Linked DNA regions of Mus musculus: region 1 is linked to region 2. Evidence: chromatin loops called from intact Hi-C (ENCODE). Cell type or tissue: left cerebral cortex. All regions are shown on one strand. Each heading gives the region's core, and the rest is flanking DNA. Links, peaks and the distances in the headings are about the cores only.

Region 1 (10,534 bases), core at 2,169-7,168, 260 kb after region 2:
GGTTTGGAGTTTTTTCCAAAAAAAGGTTTCACTGTATAGCCCTGGCTGTCACTCTGTAGACCAGGCTGGCCTTGCCCTGAGGGACCAGCCTCACCGATGAGATAGCATAGAATAGAGTTTATTTAGGGCATGGGGAGGGGAGTTGAGAGGGTAGTAGAGGCAGAGAAAGGCAGAGGGAGGGAGAGAATAGAGAAACAGAGGCCTGCCATGAGCACATGGAGAGAGGGGGGAAGGGGAATGGGGAGAAGGGGGAAAGGGGTGAGGGAACAGAGAGCAAGAAGGGAAAAGGAAGAGAGAGAGAGGAGGTGGCAAGCAGCCCCTTTTATAGTGAGTCAGGTACACCTGGCTGTTGCCAGGTAACTGTGGAGCAGAGCTTAGACAAATTTCTAACCCCAGCCCTCTTTCTCTTTCTGTTTTGTTTTATTTTTGAGACAGGATTTCACTGGCTGTCCCGGAACTAGCCAGGCTGGTCTCAAACTCACAGAGCTCTGCCTGCCTCTTCCTCTTCGCGAGCCACGGTGATGGAATCACAGGTGTGCACCACCATGGCCAGTTTGTTAATTTCTGCCGTTGTTGCTTTAAAGCAGAAGCCAGGGGTCTGAGAGATGCTTCAGCTGGTAGAGGTCTGAGCCTGGTAACCTGCATGCTACCCCAGAATCCAATTAAAAGTGGAGATGGAGAACCAGTTCCACAAAGCTACCTGCTGACCTCTCTACGTGTACACCGTGGCACCCGTGCCTGTCTACTCTTTCCATGCATTCATACACAGGACAATAAGTTTAAAAGATAATTAAAAAGCAAGAGTCAGCTGTGTGGAGTGGGTCCATAATCCTACCACTTGAGAGACTGAGGCAGGAGGGCTGGAGAGACTGTCAACAGTTAAAAACACTTCTGCTCTCCCAGACGGCCTGGGTTTGTGACTACAGGACACCTGGCCCATGGGCATACATGCAGGCAAAATGACAGACAGATTAAGTAAGTGTATAAAGATCAAATAAGCAGGGGCCATCTTTATGGTCACTCGCTGGTCAAAATGTTTTGACTTAAGCTGAGCGTGATGGCGCACACCTTTAATCCCAGCACTCGGGAGGCAGAGGCAGGTGGATTTCTGAGTTCAAGGCCAGCCTGGTCTACAGAGTGAGTTCCAGGACAGCCAGGGCTATACAGAGAAACCCTGTCTCAAAAAACCAAAACCAAAACCAAAAAAAAAAAAAAAGCTTTGACTTGTTTTTTTCTTTTTCTTTTGAGATAGGGTCTTTCTGTGTAGTCTTGGCTGTCCTGGAACTTGCTGTATAGACCAGGCTGCTATGCTATGCTTTGACTCTTAATGGGTTTTTAGCAAAGGTGTCCCACAGCTGGTTACGCTCTGGCCCCTGAGCACAGTCCTAGGCACATTATCCCTAATATTTCCTTTGGATATATGGCCCTTTAAGACTGTGCAGACAACAAAGGACCAACATTTTTCAGAGTAGCATATGGGCATATGGTGGGCTCACACAGCCCTTCTGAATATCCGCCAACCCCTCCCTTCCTGCCTGTTCTGCCTGGAAGTGGAAGAGATCCCACCTTCAGTTCTAGGCCACCAGGCTCAGCCTGGCCACATCTATGGAAGGAACACCAAGAGATTGAAATAACCCCCCCCCCCCCCCCCCCCCCCCCCCCGTGCAACCCAGAGGCCAACAGGCAAACTCCACCCAGGACAGCTTCCCCACTGGCCTTACTTAAAAATGAAATCAAATTCCACATGCAAATGATTTAACACTAACTAAATTATGAAACAGCCAGTTCTCGACACTTACGAAGAGATATTTCCGCTGGGCATGGTAGCACTCAGGAGAAAGAGGCAGGTGGATCTCTGTGAGTTTGAGGCCAGCCTGCTCTACAGAGTGAGTTCCAGGACAGCCAGAGCCACACAGAGAAGCACTGTTTCCAAAACAAACAAACAAACAAAACAAAACATCTCCCAAAGCCCCACAAACCAAAGCAAACAAACAAAAACAAAACAAAACAAACTTTGGGAGTGGTGGCAAATGGACAAGAAGGGACTTTTCTGGGGTGACGGAAAGTTTCTGAGACTGAATTGGGGTGACAGTTGCAAACTGCATATATTTACAACATACAGAGTCTTAGAAAATATAATAGAGGATGCTCACCTAAACTTGAATTTCAGGTAACAAGATGTAGTTTTAAGCCACGGCTGTAGATACAGGCATGTGATCCAAGCTACTCAAGTGACTGACACAGGAAAGCCCAAGTCCGGGGCTGATGGGCTACAGAGTCCAAAGCAATCGTAGGTAATATACTGAGACCTTGTTTCAAATCAAAATTGAAATGGGGATTGGGGTGTAGTGGTGCTGGACTTGCCCGGTGTTCTTGAGGCTCTAGGTTCAACCTTCAGTTCTGGAGGGCGGGGGACAGGAAATATGTTTGTAAGGGCACCCCAGAATAGGACAATCAGCTCTGGAGAGCTGGCTGGGTAGTTAAGAGCACTGGCAGCTTTCTATCGGTTCCTAGCACCTACATGCAGCGCCTGCAATTCCAGGCCATCCAACACCCTCTACTGGCCCCCAAGGCACTAGTTTGCATGGGGTGCACTTACAGGCACTCTACATTAAAACAAAGACACAAGCTTTAAAAAGAAAGAAAGGAAGGAAGGAAGGAAGGAAGGAAGGAAGGAAGGAAGGAAGAAAGAAAGAAAGAAAGAAAGAAAGAAAGAAAGAAAGAAAGAAAGAAAGAAAGAAAAGAAAAATACAAGTCAGGTAATGGTGACTCACGCCTTTAACCCCAATATTCAGGAGGCAGAGGCAAGTGGATCTCCTGAGTTTGAGGACAGCTTTGTTAGCATTAGAAGTGGTTTTACAGGGCTGGAGAGATGGCTCAGCAGTTAAGAGCACTGACTGCTCTTCCGAAGGTCCTGAGTTCAAATTCTAGTATCCACATGGTGGCGCACAACGATCTGTACTGAGATCTGATGCCCTCTTCTGGAGTGTCTGAAGACGGCTACAGTGTACTTACAATAAATAAATAAATCTTTTTTTTTTTTTTTTTTGGTTTTTTGAGACAGGGTTTCTCTGTATAGCCCTGGCTGTCCTGGAACTCACTTTGTAGACCAGGCTGGCCTCGAACTCAGAAATCCGCCTGCCTCTGCCTCCCGAGTACTGGGATTAAAGGCATGTGCCACCACGCCCGGCAATAAATAAATCTTAAAAAAGAAAAGAAAAGAAGAAGAAGAAGGAGGAGGAGGAGGAGGAGGAGGAGGAGGAGGAGGAGGAGAAGGAGAAGGAGAAGGAGAAGGAGAAGGAGAAGGAGAAGGAGAAGGAGAAGGAGAAGGAGAAGGAGAAGGAGAAGGAGAAGGAGAAGGAGAAGAAGAAGAAGCGGTTTTACAGTCAGCCTCCGAATCCAGCTATGACTACATCCTTAGGGGACTATGGCCCTTGTGCGGCTGTTGCCATGGCAACCGCCCCATCCTCCTGGCATGTGCCTCATTTGTGTGCGTCATTACATGCCATTTATGTCACAGCCCAAATACAAGACAGAGGCCCTGACCCCTTGCCTTCTTTTCCTCTTTTTTCCCCCTTTCTTCTCTTCCTCATTTCCCCCTCCCCCATCAAAAAAAAGAAAATTTCTTTTTGTGGAACTGTGCTGGCCTGGTGTGATCTGTCCGGAAAAGAGCTGTCTTCTAACAAGTTTGGTCTATAGAGAGAGTTCCAAAACAGCCAAGCTACACAGAGAAACCCTATCTTGAAGAGAAAGAAAGAGAAAGAGAGAGAGAGAGAGAGAGAGAGGGAGAGGGAGAGGGAGAGGGAGAGGGAGAGGGAGAGGGAGAGAGAGAGAGAGAGAGAGAGAGAGAGAAGGGAGGGAAGGAAGGAAGGAAGGAAGGAAGGAAAAGAAAGAGGGAAAAAGGGAGGAAGGGAGGAAGGAGATATAGCTGGGCATGGTGGTGCAGGGCCTAATCCTAGCACTCAGTACGCAGAGGCAAGTGGACCTGTGTGAGTTCAAGGCCAGTGTGGCTTACATAGCAAGCTTCAGGCCTCCAGACCTCCAAAGTCTTTCTATGTAGCTTAGGTTGGTCTTGTATTCTGGATCCTCCAATATCTGTTCCCAAATGCTGGATTCACAGTCATCTACCACTATGCCAGTGACATTTTGGATAAAAATCTTCTAATAATGAGGTTTATGAAATAAAGATCGTAGAGAACTCCAACAAAGAGGTAGCAAAGACCTCCGCTTGCTCCAAATTCTAGATGGCTCAAGAGTAGCTGACAGAGCCTGGCGGGCGTGGTGGTACACGCCTTTAATCCCAGCACTGGGGAGGCAGAGGCAGGTGGATCTCTGAGTTTGAGGCCAGCCTGGTCTACAGAGTGAGTTCCAGGACAGCCAGAGCTGCACAGAGAAACCCTGTCTCGAAAACCAAAAAAAAAAAAAAAAAAAAAAAAAGAGTAGCTGACAGCGTTTCCACCGGAGACAATCAGGAACCTGTCCTATGTGGCAGTCTTCACGTACAGTCCGGGTACTTTTCAGTCCAGGACTAAATGGCTTTAGCTTATCCTTTCCACCCCCCATCCTTCCAAGTGACTCCAGAAAAAAAAAGGAGAGAGAGAGAGAGAGAGAGAGAGAGAGAGAGAGAGAGTCAAAACAAGACAATAAAAGGCAAAGGTTCCTTCCATCCCAGAACTTTAAAAATTACAGAAACTTGACAATGGCGCCATCTAATGGAAATTAGAAAAATTGAACACACAGCTCTCCCTAAATCTGAAAAATTTACAGCTATAATCTGTGGTTTAGCAGGATGTGACAGCATTAACCTGGGTTTCGAGCTTTTTAGGAGGCTGAGGCACAAGAACAACAAAAAAAAAAATTCAAGTCCTGACTTGGATATATTGTGAGTTCAAGACCAGCCTCAGCAATACTAAAGGTTAGGGTGTTTATCTAGTGTGTTATGAGGCACTAGGTTCAATCCCAGGCTCACTCACACACACACACACACACACACACACACACACACACACACACACACACACACACACACACACACATAGAGCCGTGTACATATACACACACCATAGCTTATCTTAAATACTTCTCTCTCTCTCTCTCTCTCTCTCTCTCTCTCTCTCTCTCTCTGACACATTTAGTTCTCTTTTCAGGATTTTGGCTTTCTTGGGGTGAGGCAAGTTGTTGTGATTATTTTACTTTATTTTAGACAGGGTCTCATGAAACTCAGGGTAGTCTCAAAACTTGTTAGACAGCTGAAGCAGATCTTGAACTCCTGACCCTTCTGCCTCTATTTCGTGACAGCTAAGACACAGGGAGGTACCACTCTGGCTATTATTTATTTATTTATTTATTTATTTATTTATTTATTTATTTGAGATATGATCTTGCCTAGCCCAGGCTGGTCATAAACTCCTGATGTAACTGAAGATGTCCTTGACCCCCTTGCCTCTACACTACGACCCTAGTATGCACTGGTGCACATAGCTTTTTACAGTGGTAGATACTAGGCAAGCGCTCTGCCAACTGAGATGCAGCTCTCAGGTCTCTCATCTTCGTAGAGCCTGAGGTTTTGCTATGTAATGTAGGTGTCTCAGTCAGGGTTTGTATTCCTGCACAAAACATCATGACCAAAAAGCAAATTGGGGAGGAAAGGGTTTATTCCGCTTACACTTCCACACTGCTGTTCATCACCAAAGGAAGTCAGAATTGGAACTGAAGCAGGTCAAGAACCAGGAGCTGATGCCGAGGCCATGGAAGGATGTTACTTACTGGCTTGCTTCCCCTGGCTTGCTCAGCTTGCTTTCTTATAGGACCCAAGACTACCAGCCCAGGGATGGCACCACCCACAATGAACCCTCTCCCCTTGATCACTAATTGGGAAAATGCCTTACAGCTGGATCTCATGGAGGCATTTCCTCGAGGGAGGCTCCTTTCTCTGTGCTAACTCCAGCTTGTGTCAATTTGACACAAACCCAGCCAGTGCCGTTGGCATATCTCATACTCACTCTGTAGTCCTGGCTGGCCTCAAATTCACAGTCAAGGTGTTAATAATAGGTGTTTATACCACAACTGGCTCCCCCTTTTTAAAAAGTGATTTTTAAATATCTCATTGAGCACGGGTTTCTTTAAAAAAAGTATGCAAATATTCTAAAATTAGATTGTGGTGTTAATTGTGTGGCTTTAATTAGATAGATTTTATGGGTTTTGTTTATTTTGCTTTTGTTTTTCAAGGCAGAGTTTCACGGTGTAGTCCTGGCTGACCTTGAACTCAGAGACCTGCCTGACCCTGCTTCCCAGGTATTGGGTTTAAAAGTGTGTTTCTCTCTCTCCCTCTCCCTCTCCCTCTCCCTCTCCCTCTCCCTCTCCCTCTCCCTCTCCCTCTCCCTCTCCTTCTCCCTCTCCTTCTCCCTCTCCCACACACACTCTCCAGTGCTTCACATAGCACAGGCTGGCTCATACTCACTGTGTAGCCAAGGATGATTTTGAACCTCTGGTTCCCCTGCCTCCATCTCCTGAGTGCAGAGATTGTAAGCATGTACCCCATGACTGTTTTATGCAGCGTTAGAGATTAAACTTGGAGCTTTAAACCTGCTAAGCAAGCACTTTGCTGATTTGGCTACATCCCCGGTGTCTAGATCTCTAATTTGTTGTTGGATCTGACGCTGTCAGAGGCTACTTGGTTCAGGTTGGGTTGAGGACAGGTGACCTTGTCTTAAGGAACCTGGGAAGTCCACACACATCCCCACCAAAGCCTGCGACCAATGACTAAAGATTGAGGGGTGGGACAGGAATAAAAGCCAGCACTTATGCTGCAGTATAACACAAACTCAGGGCCCCTGACATCAGACAGTGTGGAACTCAGCTGAAATCCCTGTCTTTGCTTAGGTCCTGCCTAAACTTGTATGACTTTCTAGTCTCTGCCTTGGTCACCTCTTCAATAAATCACACTCTGAAGAATACCTGGCAAACTATGCTGCCCAGGAACAGCTGGCTGTGAACTCTGCAGATGTGACATCTCCATCCTCCGATGATATTAGAGATGTGAATCACACATCTCTTAAAGTGTTTTCCTGATAAGCTTTTTTCTTTTTTAAAAAAAGATTTACTTACTTTTATTTTATGTGTAATGGTATTTTGCCTGCATGTGTGTTTAGGTGTCACATGCATGCAGAGCCTATGGAGACCAGAAGAGGGCATGAGAGTCCCTGGATTCGAAGTTATGAATGGTTTCCAGATGTTATGTGAGTGCTAGAAATTGAATCTAGATCCTTTTGAAGAGCACTCAGTGCCTTTATCCATTTAAACACCTTTACATTTAAACATTAAAGACATCTCTTTTTTTCTAATAAAAAAAAAAAAAACCCAGCCGGGCGTGGTGGAGCACGCCTTTAATCCCAGCACTCAGGAGGCAGAGGCAGGTGGATTTCTGAGTTCCAGGCCAGCCTGGTCTACAAAGTGAGTTCCAGGACAGCCAGGGCTATACAGAGAAACCCTGTCTTGAAAAACAAAAACAAAAACAACAACAAAAAAAAACAAAAACAAAAACAAAAAAAAAAAACCCCACAAAAACAAAAAACACAAACAAACAAAAAACCTTAAAGTATTTGATGGGCTGTGTTGGCCTCTGGGGGCCCCAAGAACTACCAGCTTGGAACCCTACCTTACCAATCTCTTCTCAGTCCCAGTCTAGAGCATAGCCAGAACAGGTGAGTTGAGAGCATGGTCCCCTGACCTCCACTGTCTGGCTCTGGGCTCAGAGGAGCCTTGTGGGACCCTAAGAGCATCCTGCTTCCCTGTGAAGGACTGCAGAGACCCCCAGAACTACCAGCTGGGAACATCGCTCCACCAATCCCTTGCCATAGGGTCCACCTGAGGCATAGCCAGCAAAGTCGGGTCCCCTAACCTCATTACCTGTTCCATGGCTCCCCCCACCTTCCAGCCAACACCAGGGAAAACCAGGAGCTTAAAGGATAGCATAAGAACACAATCAATAAACCCAGGGCAATATGGCAGCACCAGAGCCCAGCTATCCTGCTATAGCAAGCCCTGGATACCTAATAAAAATGAAGCATGAGCCGGGCGTGGTGGCGCACGCCTTTGATCCCAGCACTCAGGAGGCAAAGACAGGCGGATTTCTGAGTTCCAGGCCAGCCTGGTCTACAGAATGAGTTCCAGGACAGCCAGGGCTATTCACAGAAACCCTGTCTCGAAAAACCAAAAAAAAAAAAAAAAGAAATCGAGGGAAAACACAATCAAATAAGTGAAGGGTATGAGTGAAACTGTCCAGGACCTGAAGATGGAGATAGAAGCAGCAAAGAAAGCAAACGAGGAAAACCTGGGGAAGAGAACAGGAACTACAGACACAGCATCAGCAACAGAAGACAGGAGATAAAGAGAGAATCTCAGATGCAGAAGATACCATAGAAGAAGTTGATACCTTGGTCAAAGAAAATGCAAAAATTTTAAAGTGTGTGACACAAAACATGCAGGAAATTTGGGACACTATGAAACGACCAAACCTAAGAATAATAGGAAAAGAAGAAGGAGAAGATTCCCAGCTCAAAGGCACAGAAAACATCTTCAATAGGAAAATTTTCAGCTGGGCGTGGTGGTGCACGCCTTTAATCCCAGCACTCGGGAGGCAGAGGAAGGCAGATTTCTGAGTTCAAAGCCAGTCTGGTCTACAAAGTGAGTTCCAGGACAGCCAGGACTATACAGAGAAACCCTGTCTTGAAAAAAAAAAAAAGAAAGAAAGAAAGAGAGAGAGAGAGAGAGAGAGAGAGAGAGAAAGGAAGGAAGGAAGGAAGGAAGGAAGGAAGGAAGGAAGGAAGGAAGGAAGGAAGAAAGGAAGAAAGAAAATTTTCTGGGCTGGAGAGACGGCTCAGCAGCTAAGGGCACTGACTGTTCTTCCAGATGTCCTGAGTTCAATTCCCAGCAACCACATGGTGGCTCACAACTATCTATAATGGGATCCAATGCCTTTTTCTGGTGTGTCTGAAGACAGCTACAGTATACTCATACATAAAATCAATCAATCAATCAATCAATAATTTTTTTAAAAAGGAAAAAAAGAAAATTTCCTAACCTAAAGAAAGAAATGTCTATAAATGTACTATAAATATATAGGAAGCTTACAGAACACCAAACATATTGAACCAGAAAAGAAAAGCCTCCTCCCACATAATAAGCAAAACATTAAATAAAAAGAACAAAGAAAGAGTATTAAAAGCTGAAAGGGAAAAAGGCAAACTAACAAATGAAGGCAAACCTATCAGACTTACATCCAACTTCTTTTTGTTTGTTTGGTTGGTTTTTTTTTGTTGTTGTTTTTTCGAGACAGGGTTGCTCTGTGTAGCCCTAGCTGTCCTGGAACTCACTCTGTAGACCAGGCTGGCCTCGAACTCAGAAATCCGCCTGCTTCTGCTGCCCAAGTGCTACATCCAACTTCTTAACAGAAACTCTAAAGACTAGAAGGGTCTGGGCAGATGTCTTGCAGACACTAAGAGACCACAGATGTCAACCTCAACTATTATACCCAGCAAAACTTTCAATCACCTTAGATGGAGAAACCAAGATATTCCATGACAAAACCAGATCTAAACAATATATTTCTACTAATCCAGCCCTATAGAGGATACTAGAAGGAAAACTAAAACATAAGATGGGTAACTACACCCAAGAAAACACAAGAAATTAATCATCTCAGAGCAAAACCCAAAGAGGAGAAACACACTATTACTACTGCTACTACTACTGCCACCCCCACCACCCCCACCACCATTACTATCAAAATAAAAGGAACTAACAGTCATTGGTCATTAATCTCTCTCTTTCTCTCTCTCTAAAAGATTCTTTAAAAAAAACGATTTATTTATTATTATATGTAAGTACACTGTAGCTGTCTTTAGACACACCAGAAGAGGGCATCTCATTATGGATGGTTGTGAGCCACCATGTGGTTGCTGGAATTTGAGCTCAGAATCCCTGGAAGAGCAGTCAGTGCTCTTAACCACTGAGCCATCTCACCCCCCCCTTTAAATATTTATTTATTTATTTAAGGTATTTGAGTACACTGTTGCTGTCTTCAGACACACCAGAAGAGGGCATCTGACCCCACTACATCTGGCTGCTAGGAATTGAATTCAGGACCTCTGGAAGAGCATTAATTAATATCTCTCAACATCAATAGACTCAATCCCATAATAAAAAGACAAAGCCTAACAGAACGGATGCGTAATTAGAATCCATCGTTCTGCTGTATTCAAGAGACACACCTCAGCAACAAAGATAGATATTATCCCAGAGAAAAGGGCTGAAAAAAGGCTTTCCATGCAAATAGACCCAAGAAACAAGCTGGAGTAGCTATTCTAATATCTAATAAAATAGACTTTCAACCAAAAGTAATCAAAAGAGACAGGTAAGGACACTTCATACTCATCAAAGGAAAAATCCTCCAAGAGGACATCTCAATTCTGAATATCTATGCCCTATTACTAAAGCTTAAATCACACATTGAAGCATACACTTCAACACCATA
Region 2 (10,534 bases), core at 3,779-8,778:
TAAAAAATAAATGTTGTGGGGCTGGAGAGATGGCTCAGCGGTTAAGAGCACTGACTGCTCTTCCAAAGGTCCTGAGTTCAAATCCCAGCAACCACATGGTGACTCACAACCATCCGTAATGAGATCTGATGCCCTCTTCTGGAGTGTCTGAGGACAGCTACAGTGTACTTACATATAATAAATAAATAAAATTAAAAAAAAATAAATGTTGTGTGTGTGTGTCCTTTATCTGGTAAATAAATGGTTGAAGATGGGGTAGAAACCAGATTGGAATTAAAATTTTTTACAATACTACCACACCTGATCATACCATTTTCTGATAATGCTGGACAATTAAAAAGACATAGTACAATATAGAGCCTGATCATTGTGCTATGGTTATTAAAAGGCCAGATTCTGAGCCGGGCGTGGTGATGCATGCCTTTAATCCCAGCACTCGGGAGGCAGAGGCAGGCGGATTTCTGAGTTTGAGGCCAGCCTGGTCTACAGAGTGAGTCAGGACAGCCAGGGCTACACAGAGAAACCCTGTCTCAAAAAACAAAACAAAACAAAAGGCCAGATTCTGGAGCCAGACTACCAGTGAGAAACCCCTGCTTTGGCTTTGTCACCTATAAAATGGGTGTAAATAATAAATAATAAAACTCTGAAGCACTTAAGAGAAATTATACACACACATATATTTTTTTCACAACACACAAAGGCAATTTATAAAAAATCTAATAATAACAAAACACAATAATTACCATTACAAAAGAGGGTTAGGGTTAGGGTAGGAGTTTATTATCCATTAAAAAGTCAGAGCAGGCGGGACGGTGGTGGCGCACACCTTTAATCCCAGCACTTGGGAGGCAGAGGCAGGTGGATTTCTGGGTTTGAGGCCAGCCTGGTCTACAGAGTGAGTTCCAGGACAGCCAGGGCTACACAGAGAAACCCTGTCTCAAAAAAAAAAAAAAAAAAAGTCACAGCAGTTGGGGCTGGAGAGATGCCTCAGTGGTTGAAAGCACCGACTGCTTTTCCAGAGGACCTGGGTTAAATTCCCAGCACCCACATGGCAGCTCACAATTGTAACTCCAAAATCCGACACTCTTACACAGACATACATGCAGGCAAACAGCAATGCACGATAGATAGATAGATAGATAGATAGATAGATAGATGGATGGATGGATAGATGGATGTCGGAGCAGTCAGTTTTACAAACAGAAAACAACAAGGTGCTTTGTTAAGCACTATGAAAGAGACAGGAGGCACAGAAGTGTAACAGAAGACAGATTGTTTTTCGATGGGGTGAGTTGGGTTTGAGGATGAAGATTTCATGTCAAAGGTTTTCTTGAGTTAATATCCACAGAGAGGAAAGGAAGAGCTACCTAGGAAGTGGACAAAACCTGTGCAGAGGCCATGAGACTGAAAATAATCTGTATTTAAGGACCTCTAGGACCAGTGTGGCTGGAGAGAAAGGCAGACAGGAAATGTGAACAGATAGGGCTGGAAGGTTGGGGGGAAAGCTTGCACTTACAGAGTGGGCCACAAAGGCCAGAATCAATGAGACCTGTCTAGTTGGTTATTTATCTACCTATGCCCCACAGGAGCAACAGGACCATTTGCTGATGTGACACTGGGAAACCCCACTCTTGAAGAATGAAGCACTCCACACACCAACCGTGATGATCTGTGAGCACATAGTGGGAGTCCTCCTTCATATTTTAATTTACACTATTACTATATTAATGTTGCTTAGCTGATTGTAGACTATAAGGACAACACAGTAAAACTTCAGGGGAAAGCTTAAATAAAGGGGCCTTGTAGTAGACCCCAACTCAAGGTCTGCTTTCTAAGACCCCATGTCTAAGAGTCTTCTCTGGTCAGTCACCTCACTGTGATCAGAATGATTGTTAACCCTGCCCCTTTCTTCTGAATCACCCCATGTGTCTCTATGGTACTTGCACCCATTCTAGGATGGCTTTTACCACAAGAGAGAGAAATCTAGACCCCCACAGACTAAGATAAGTCACTGAATCATCGCCTCCATTACTCAAGGAGATTGGCAAGGACTTAGAGGATTTACCAATCTCTTCCAGGCACTCCCTGCCTCCCTCCCTCAGCTTCCTGTTGGCTCACTCTTCAGTTTCTCTTACTTGCTAGTTCACTTATTTCAACTCCACTCTCAGACTGGTCTCTTAGCTTTATCCTATACATGTACAGAAAGAGGCTTGTTATGAAGAACTCCCAAAGCTTACAGAGCTCCTGTCTTCAAGGAGTTGACCACCTAACAGAGGAATCACGTAAAACAATGAAAAAGCATGCTCCACCACAGTGCCTCCAATCTTCAAAGCCTTTCTACCTTCCTGGGCCAAGTTCTCACACTCCTGTGCCGAACTCAAATGTGTTCATTTGACTTCAACCAAAACTTGTGACTAATCCTCTCAAAATCTTAGTTCAAAAAACCCAGAGCTGCTGGGCACGGTGGTGCTCATCTTTTAACCCCAGCATTCATAAGGCAAAGATAGGCAGATCTCTGAGTTCTGGACAGCTCAGTCTATGTAGGCCAGTCAAGGCTATGTACTGAGACTGGTCTTATAAACTAAACTAAAACAAAACAGCAAGGTTTGGGGAGAGCCCCATGGACCTGGCCTATGCTTTGTTTGTTTGTTTGTTTGTTTGGGGGGGGAGAGGACTGAATGAAGAAGGTGCTGTGGGACGCACTGATGTGTCCTAGCCTGGGCTATGAGTAGGGCATTCCACTTCTATTGGGGAAGAAGAGTGGGCTAGATGGAGCCTTTTAGCTCCACTGTGTAAGTAACCCATAATTTAACAGAACTTTGCCTCCCTCAAGCTTTGCTGAATGTTCTTCTAGCCTCAGCCCATTAAACCACATCCAAAATCCACATAGAGGCTGTAGAAGTCTTGACGCCTTTAAACACAGTCGTTTGAATCCGTGCCTCACCCTGGCATCTCCTTTTATCTCGAAATATTGCAACACTGGATATTAGTAATTATCTGATTCACTTTAAGGTACAGTAGGGAAAGAAAAACCAAAGGAAAAATTTAAAGGTAAAATAAATTAACAAAATTAAAATTAAAAGAAAATTCTGTAGGGACCAGAGACTGGTTTCTAGCTATGTGCACAGGGTATATAGACTCTGGAAGCATCCAGCATCTAAACCTAAAGGGAGAGAACCTTTTTCTCTCCAACCACAGGTCAGATAAGAGACTGAACTTTACCAGCACTAAGAACTCTATACAGATTTCCAAACACTCAGCCCTCAGAGCAGGAATAGGGTTAGTCTTAGAGAAACCGTGGGTTGACTGTTAGTTACGCAGAAAAACTATAGATGAATGTCTTAACCATACAGTGTAAGGAAATTGTTTTCTTCTATGCAAAACTAGGCCATGAAGGGCTGGAGAGATGGCTCAGCGGTTAAGAGCACTGGCTGCTCTTCCAGAGGTCCTGAGTTCAATTCCCAGCAACCACATGGTGGCTCACAACCATCTGTCATGGGATCTGATGTACTCTTCTGGTGTTACTCATATACATATAATAAATAAATCTATCTTTAAAAAAAAAACCTAGACCATGACAACTAGAAAACGAGCCCTCGCAGAATTATGGTGAAAGACTGCTGAACTGCCCAGAGAAAACAGAAAGTACTTGGGAGGTGAGAGAAAGTTTTACAACTTTCTTATACTATTTTAACTTCTTTGGTGATAGTTCAAATACTTTTATATTGGGAAAAATTTTAATTTTGGTTAATGTGAAACACACACACACACAATGCACATTTGGAAAAAGAGTCATCACAAAAATCAAATAACTACTGGGGAATTTCCCTGATTTTAAACTTTTCTTGTTACCACTAAAAATCAACAACTTGATCAGCACTTGGATTTGCTCAGGGTTTTCAAACACATCTGAAGCTTGTTGCCACCACTCCTCCAGAGGAAGAGAAGCAAACTGGAGTCCAGACCTGCATGTGGACCCTGACAATAAGTGATGTGATGCTTATCAAAGTGCTAGGCTAGGAGCAGTGCTCAGGAAAGGTCCCCTGAAAGCTGGGCATGGTGGTGCACGCCTTTAATCCCAGCACTTGGGAGGCAGAGGCAGGCGGATTTCTGAGTTCGAGGCCAGCCTGGTCTACAGAGTGAGTTCTAGGACAGCCAGAACTACACAGAGAAACCCTGTCTTGAAAAACCCAAAAAAAAAAAAAAAAAAAAAAAAAAAAAAGGTCTGAAGCTATGTAGCCCAGGCTTTCTTGAGCCTCCCATGTTCTGGGATTACAGGCATGTGTCATCATGACTGGTTTGGTAACCACTATTCTATTATCTGTTTCTATGAGATCAATTTCTTTAGCTTCTACATGTGAATAAGAACAAATGGTATCTGTCTTTTTATGTCTGGCTTATTTTACTTAACATTATGTCTTCCAGATCTACTCACGGTATCACAGGTGACAAGATTTTGTTGTTCTTCATGACTAGATAACATTCTATCAGATATACACACCACTTTCTTTATCTGCTCACCCACAGATGAACAACTAGGTTGACTCCCTACTGTGGCTGCTGTGAGTAGTAGCACACTAGACACAGGACACAAGTGTGCCATGGTATAGTGGCTTCTAGGAAAACACATGTTGCACTCTTGTACTTTAAAGGTCCAACTTACTTCCTCCATGAATGCCTGTCACCCACTTCCCTTAGGTACTTCACTCCTGCTATCAAGTTCCTGCTTTCATCCTATGAAACAAGGATACTTTACTTGTCAGGGTTTGTCAAGGGAACTCTGTTGTTTTGATTCCCAAGTCTCTCAATAAACAAAGCAAAAACAACTGTTCGATACCTTCAAGTAAGCATCTCCTAAACGTCTTATATTTCAGTTATTTAAGTGTATTTGAGGCTGGAGAGATGGCTCAGAGGTTAAGAGCACTGGCTGCTCTTCCAGAGGTCCTGAGTTCAATTCCCAGCATCCACATGGTGGCTCACAACTAGCCGTAATGGGATCAAATGTTCTCTTCTGGTGTATCTGAAGAGAGCAACAGTGTACTCATATAAATACAATAAATAAATAAATAAATAAATCTTAAAAAAAAAAAAAGGAAGACATAGGGATTACCCACAAGCCTCTACCTGGCAATATATTAGTGACCTGGGGTTGAAGACTATTTCTTTAAAGATGCCAGGCTGTGTATCCAGAGATTTTGACCTCCTTCATTTCGGATAGTAACTGGGCACAGGGCTTTAAAAGCTTCCCAGATGAGTAATCTGAGTTCAGGCTAGAAAGCTTCGCTGCAAGTAACACACACTTGGGGCAGCTGTGGCCTTCTATGCAGATGTTTCTCTCTCTTCTTCAAGGCCCCTCAGGAGTCAAGGGCTATTAGTTTTAAGAGATATGATTTACCTTAGTTAAAGAGCTCCTCTGGCTGGGCCAGAGGTCAATGACAAGATCAGGATCTGGGGATCTGACAGCACCTTGTGTTCAGAAGTGTAGGAAGAAACCCAGTTTCTATGACAAACACTCCTGAGACTTAGACAAACAACTGTCCCCACATCTGAGGTGGGGGAGGGGAGATAATCCACCAGAACAAGATGGTTTTGAATTATAATTATAAATTAGTCCACAATCTAATGAAATCATGTTTAATACATGAAGACAACCCTGCATCAAGGATCATGTTTTAGTAGTGAAACTCACGCTGAGTGAGGAATGAAATGGACTGCACTGATCACCCCCATTAACCCCATGGGTGCCGACAGGAAGAGCTCAAGAAAATGTTCTGAAAGGCCCTCTAGTTGAATAAAAGTGTACATTATCACTGAAATCCTTTTAAAGATTATAGAATAGAGACAACCAAAGTGACATCTTTCCCCATCTCAACCCTAAATCCACAAGCCATTTGCTTTATGTTAAAATAGCAGCCCCTTGCTCTGGGCAGTGTTGGCAGCACTGGGGATGCACATCTCTGAATTATGGGCCAGCCTGGTCTACACAGGGAGTTCTAGGAAAGTCAGGGCTACACAGAGAAACCCTGTCTCCAAAATAAAATAAAATAAAATAAAATAGTTCCTTGCTTTCTGGACCCTTAACAAAGTTCAAGGGGAAATTCAATCTTTATTTGCTGAGTGCCTATACTACAGTGCGTATGGCTAACACAGCATGCAAAACTCCATAGAGGAGGCAAGAAATAAAAAATATAAAAGCAAGGCAGGGTTGTTTCTCAGGCTTTAGCATAAATCAGCAAGAAGTCACACACACACAAGCCCAGGGCACCTTCCTGTTTCCTCACCCCCGTTATACTCTCCTTGGTTCACCTAGACTAATCTGAGTCCCTCCTCTGTGGTCCCAGGGTCACTGCCATGGTCAGGTCCTTCCTGTCATCACAGGCCCACTTTGGTGACAAAACTGCTTGGGAGGTGGGGTTTCCTGGTGAAGACTTTGGCAGGGTTGTTAATGAGAACTTTGTCCAGGACTTCTACGACGTGAGTTTTCAGTTTTGATATTTCAGACACATTACTAGGCAAAAAGTTACTGAAAAACATGCACCTGCTTGGTTATTATTAGACCTTAAAGAAATGAGCTTAAACTGCAAATCTGGCCTAGTGGTTTCTTGATCTTCACCCTCTGAAGCTGGGTCAGCCCACTAAAGATGGCCTGTCTCCTGACGGAGCGTCCCAGATGAAGTGAGGCAGCATGTGTAGCTCATGCTGAAGCTCCACACTACAGCACAGGGTAGGCGGCCACAGCTCATGTGGGAGGAATAGACACATTTAGTAAGTAAGCACTTCCAGCTTACCAGCAAGCCTACCCGAGGGTCCTTCAAACCCAGAGCCTCATGGCAACCTCCTAGTCTCCTCCTCAGACTTAACATAAGCCCCAGGACCAAAGAACTGCAAAGGGCTGGGGTAGTGGACAGCTCTCTGTAGAGAAGCAAGAAGATCAGGTTCAAAGGTTCACATATAACCCAGGACAGATGACCAGACTTCCCTGACCCTGGCTTTCTAACCTCTATCCAGAGGGCAAGGGTTCCGACTGTCACTGAGGGACCGGCACTGCACTCTTGATGAACTGGGTCAGATGGCTAAGACTGAATGGACCTGTCTTCTACACTGACCCCAGAAACCCCAAGAGTGTACACATTGATTCATATATGTTACTGCAGCTTGAAACATTTCTAACATTTTTTGGAAACAAGGATCCTTTCAACGACTATACTTCTGAATCCCCTAAGCAGGAGGAAGTCCTGATGATCTGAGGGTGGGTCAGATTGCAACACTTTAATAAACAAGTAAAAATCTAACCCAAGTGTTTGCAATAAACTGCGAACAAAGTAGTAGCAGTTGTGGTCAAACTGCAATATGACTCATGTAGAAGTTGTATTTGGTGACGGCTAGAAAGAACTGGGAGCTGTTTTAAGTTATATAAGGATAATTGGTTTAAGAGTAGATATATGTATTTTTAAAAAGATTCCTTCTTGGTTTAGGGTTATTAAAACTGTTTTGGCAGGACATCTTATCCCAGTTAGGGGGGCAGAGACAAGAGATCACACAAGTTTGATTAGGCCAGCCTAGTCTATACTTTGAGTCCCAGGCCAGCCAGCACTACATAGGGAAATCATGTCTCCAAAACAAAACAAAAATTTTAAAGTTATTTTGGTGCATAAAGTTATTATGGTAGCACACACCTTTAATCCCACCCCACCCCCAAGAGTAAGATGTAGGAGAATCTCTGAGTTCAGGGCCAGCCTGGTCTACTTAATGATTTCCAGGACAGCCAAGGCTATACAGAGAGACCCTGCCCCCCCCCCAAAAAAAGTTATGTTATTTTTAAAGTTACTTAATAGTAGATAAGTAAACTACATGATTAGAAAGTTATAATTGTTATAATCAAAATGTTAAGGGGGGGAGACAGATTTGGGGTTTTCTTTAGGAGGGGAGACAGATTTGGGGTTTTTTTTGGGGGGGGGGGAAGGTTGGTTTTTCAAGACAGGGACAGGGTTTCTTTGTGTAGCTCTGGCTGTCCTGGAACTCACTTTGTAGACCAGGTTGGCCTCGAACACAGAAATCCGCCTGCCTCTGCCTCCCAAGTGCTTGGATTAAAGGCGTGCGCCACCACTGCCCACGGGAAGACAGATTTGTATAACTGTAAATTGACCCTGAAGAAGCAATTATTTTGAAAGTGACACTTATTTCTTTTGAAGAACAGGTTCAGGTATGTTTGTAGAGGGGGAAAAAAAACTACCAAAGTAATAAGTTTGCTGTCAACTGGTACTTTCATCTTCCTAAGAAAAACAGCTGCAAGGACAAACCAGGAAAAAGAACAGAAGCCTCTAAAAGGACAATTAATACGTTAGCTCTTGATTTATGAACACTCTTCAGGCGAAACTTTAAATGGTTTCAAAACCCAGCAAAGGATCTTATCTGCAGGAGACAGGCTGCAATCAGAACCTAAGTCACAGGATTACCCTGAGGTATTTCAGAGCGCTCACAGGGCTGCATCTGCTAGAAAGCTGATCTGAAACCACTACAGAGCAAAGGAAGCTGTGAAGGAGCTATTTAAAAAGCCAGAATAAAGCATCTTCTCACCAACGCTTAGTTACACAGGGGTCAGAGACTCAACCAAGATTATTTTCATCCTGAAAACATAAACCAAACATCTTCATCCATCTTATAAATCCATGCTTCTAAAAGAAAACAGCTTACTACAAAGTGGTTGTCATAAAACCAATTAAAGTTGATTTTATGCTTTTATAAAAAAAAAAATCCAACAGTTGCAGAGATGGCTCAGTGATTAAGAGCACTGGCTGCTCTTTCAGAAGACCTGGGTTTGATTCCCAGCACCCATGTGGTAGCTCACAACTGTCTGTAACTCTAGTTCCAGGAGGGACTGATATGGCTTCTGTAGGCACCAGGCATGTAGGTGGTACATACACATACATGCAGATAAAATGCCTGTACACATAAAATGAAAATAATAAAATTAACAGTAGCTGGGCATGGTGGCACACGCCTTTGATCCCAGCAGGCAGAGGCAGGCAGATTTCTGAGTTCGAGGCCAGTCTGGTCTACAGAGTGAGTTTCAGGACTGCCAGAGCTACACAGAGAAACCCTGTCTTGAATTAATTAATTAATTTACTGATAAAAAAACTATCTGTTTCAGTCTAGGGAAGAAAAACATTATCTATGTAAATTTGTGCACAGAAAAAAAATGTCTGAAAAAATATCAAGATATTAGAAGATTAAGGTCAGGGAAAAGCATTTCAAAACCACCATGAATTACCACTCATGCGCACTAGAGAACTCTAAGAACAGAACAGGCAGTGGTGCACATTGTAATTGTCCTTTTGGAGGTTCCTGTTCTTCTCAACACATTGCAGGTGAGAATGTAAACTATCGAGGAGGCTGATTTTAGAGGAGTCTGGCTCACATGAGCCAGCAACTCTACACCAAGAAAATGGAGAACATGCATCCATTCAGAAAGCAGCACCTAAGTGGTCTTAGTAACATCCACAGCAGTCCCAAAGCAGAAAGAGTCCACGAGACCATCAGCTGCTAACATGTGGTGTCGCACAAACAGAAAGATTGTCTGCAACTAATGTTGTGTTCTGTGTGAGCCTTGAAATGACTTATCAACGACGTCAGTGGTGAGATGCAAGTATTGCACAATTCCATCCATGGGAAAGGTGCAAAGCGGGCAAATCTGAGATAGAAAGTGGGCTAGCATTTCGAGAGGACAAGAGGTGGAGGTGGGAAAGAAAGGGAGCAACAGCTACTGAGCTTAGGATTTCTTTTAGTGACAATGAAAACGGTGCAAACTTCCTCGTGGAGATGGTTGTCCAATTCTATCAATACACTATCAAAAACTATGGATGAACCCTTCTAGTGGATGAACCAGAGTCACACTAAGCTATTGGAAATGTTACTGGAGGTTTGCTCAGTTTGCAGTGATTATACAGGGGCTTTAGTTTCATCTCTGCTTTAGCTAGCCTTTCTAAGTTTTCTTCAATAAAAATGATTATTTTGGTTGGTTTGTTTGTGTTATTTGATTTGGTTTGGTTTGGTTTGGGTTTGAGACAGGGTTTCTTTATGTAGCCCTGGCTGCCCTGGAACTTGCTCTGTAGACCAGGCTGGCCTTAAATTCATAGGGATCTTTCTGCCTCTGCCTCTCAAGTGCTGAGATTAAAAGTGTGTGACACCTCTGCCCGAATCTGGATTTTTAAAAATTTGCCATGTTATCACACAAAAAGGAGCATGTGCCGAGAGAGAGAGAGAGAGAGAGAGAGAGAGAGAATGAATGAATGAGAATAAATATCCCTGAATAAAAGGCAATACACCCTTCCTTATAAAACTGGGAAATGGAAACAACCCCATGACTCCAGCCAGGCAACTGCTAGGCAAACCACGGCTCAGTGTTCTTCCAGCCCAATCAGGATCCCATTACCCAACCTGTGGAAAGACACAAAAGCTCAACCGCTTTTTACCTGAATGAAGGTTAAACTTTTAAAAACAAATGCAAGTTACAACCTTATGATAATTTGTCTTA

The links. Peaks named below come from ENCODE experiments on the same cell type or tissue, not always from the same donor. Only the 100,000 strongest peaks of a DNase experiment are listed, where the experiment ranks them.
Region 1: a loop joins it to region 2, with 2.3 times the contacts of the local background. A loop is called at or near these places in 2 of 42 quality-filtered maps.

The regions. Positions count from the first base shown.
Region 1 is chr11:106,737,964-106,748,497 of GRCm38, forward strand. No RefSeq gene overlaps it. Among named protein-coding and RNA genes, the nearest start is that of Milr1, 8.0 kb to the right of the region's middle. In left cerebral cortex, for the core only: a CTCF peak has its summit at 4,732 (motif pointing left); DNase peaks (open chromatin) are centred at 3,462 and 4,715.
Region 2 is chr11:106,473,439-106,483,972 of GRCm38, forward strand. All of the region lies in intron 1 of Ern1 (endoplasmic reticulum (ER) to nucleus signalling 1), which reads right to left. Among named protein-coding and RNA genes, the nearest start is that of Ern1, 9.1 kb to the right of the region's middle. In left cerebral cortex, for the core only: no CTCF peak of the experiment used is centred there; a DNase peak (open chromatin) is centred at 6,738.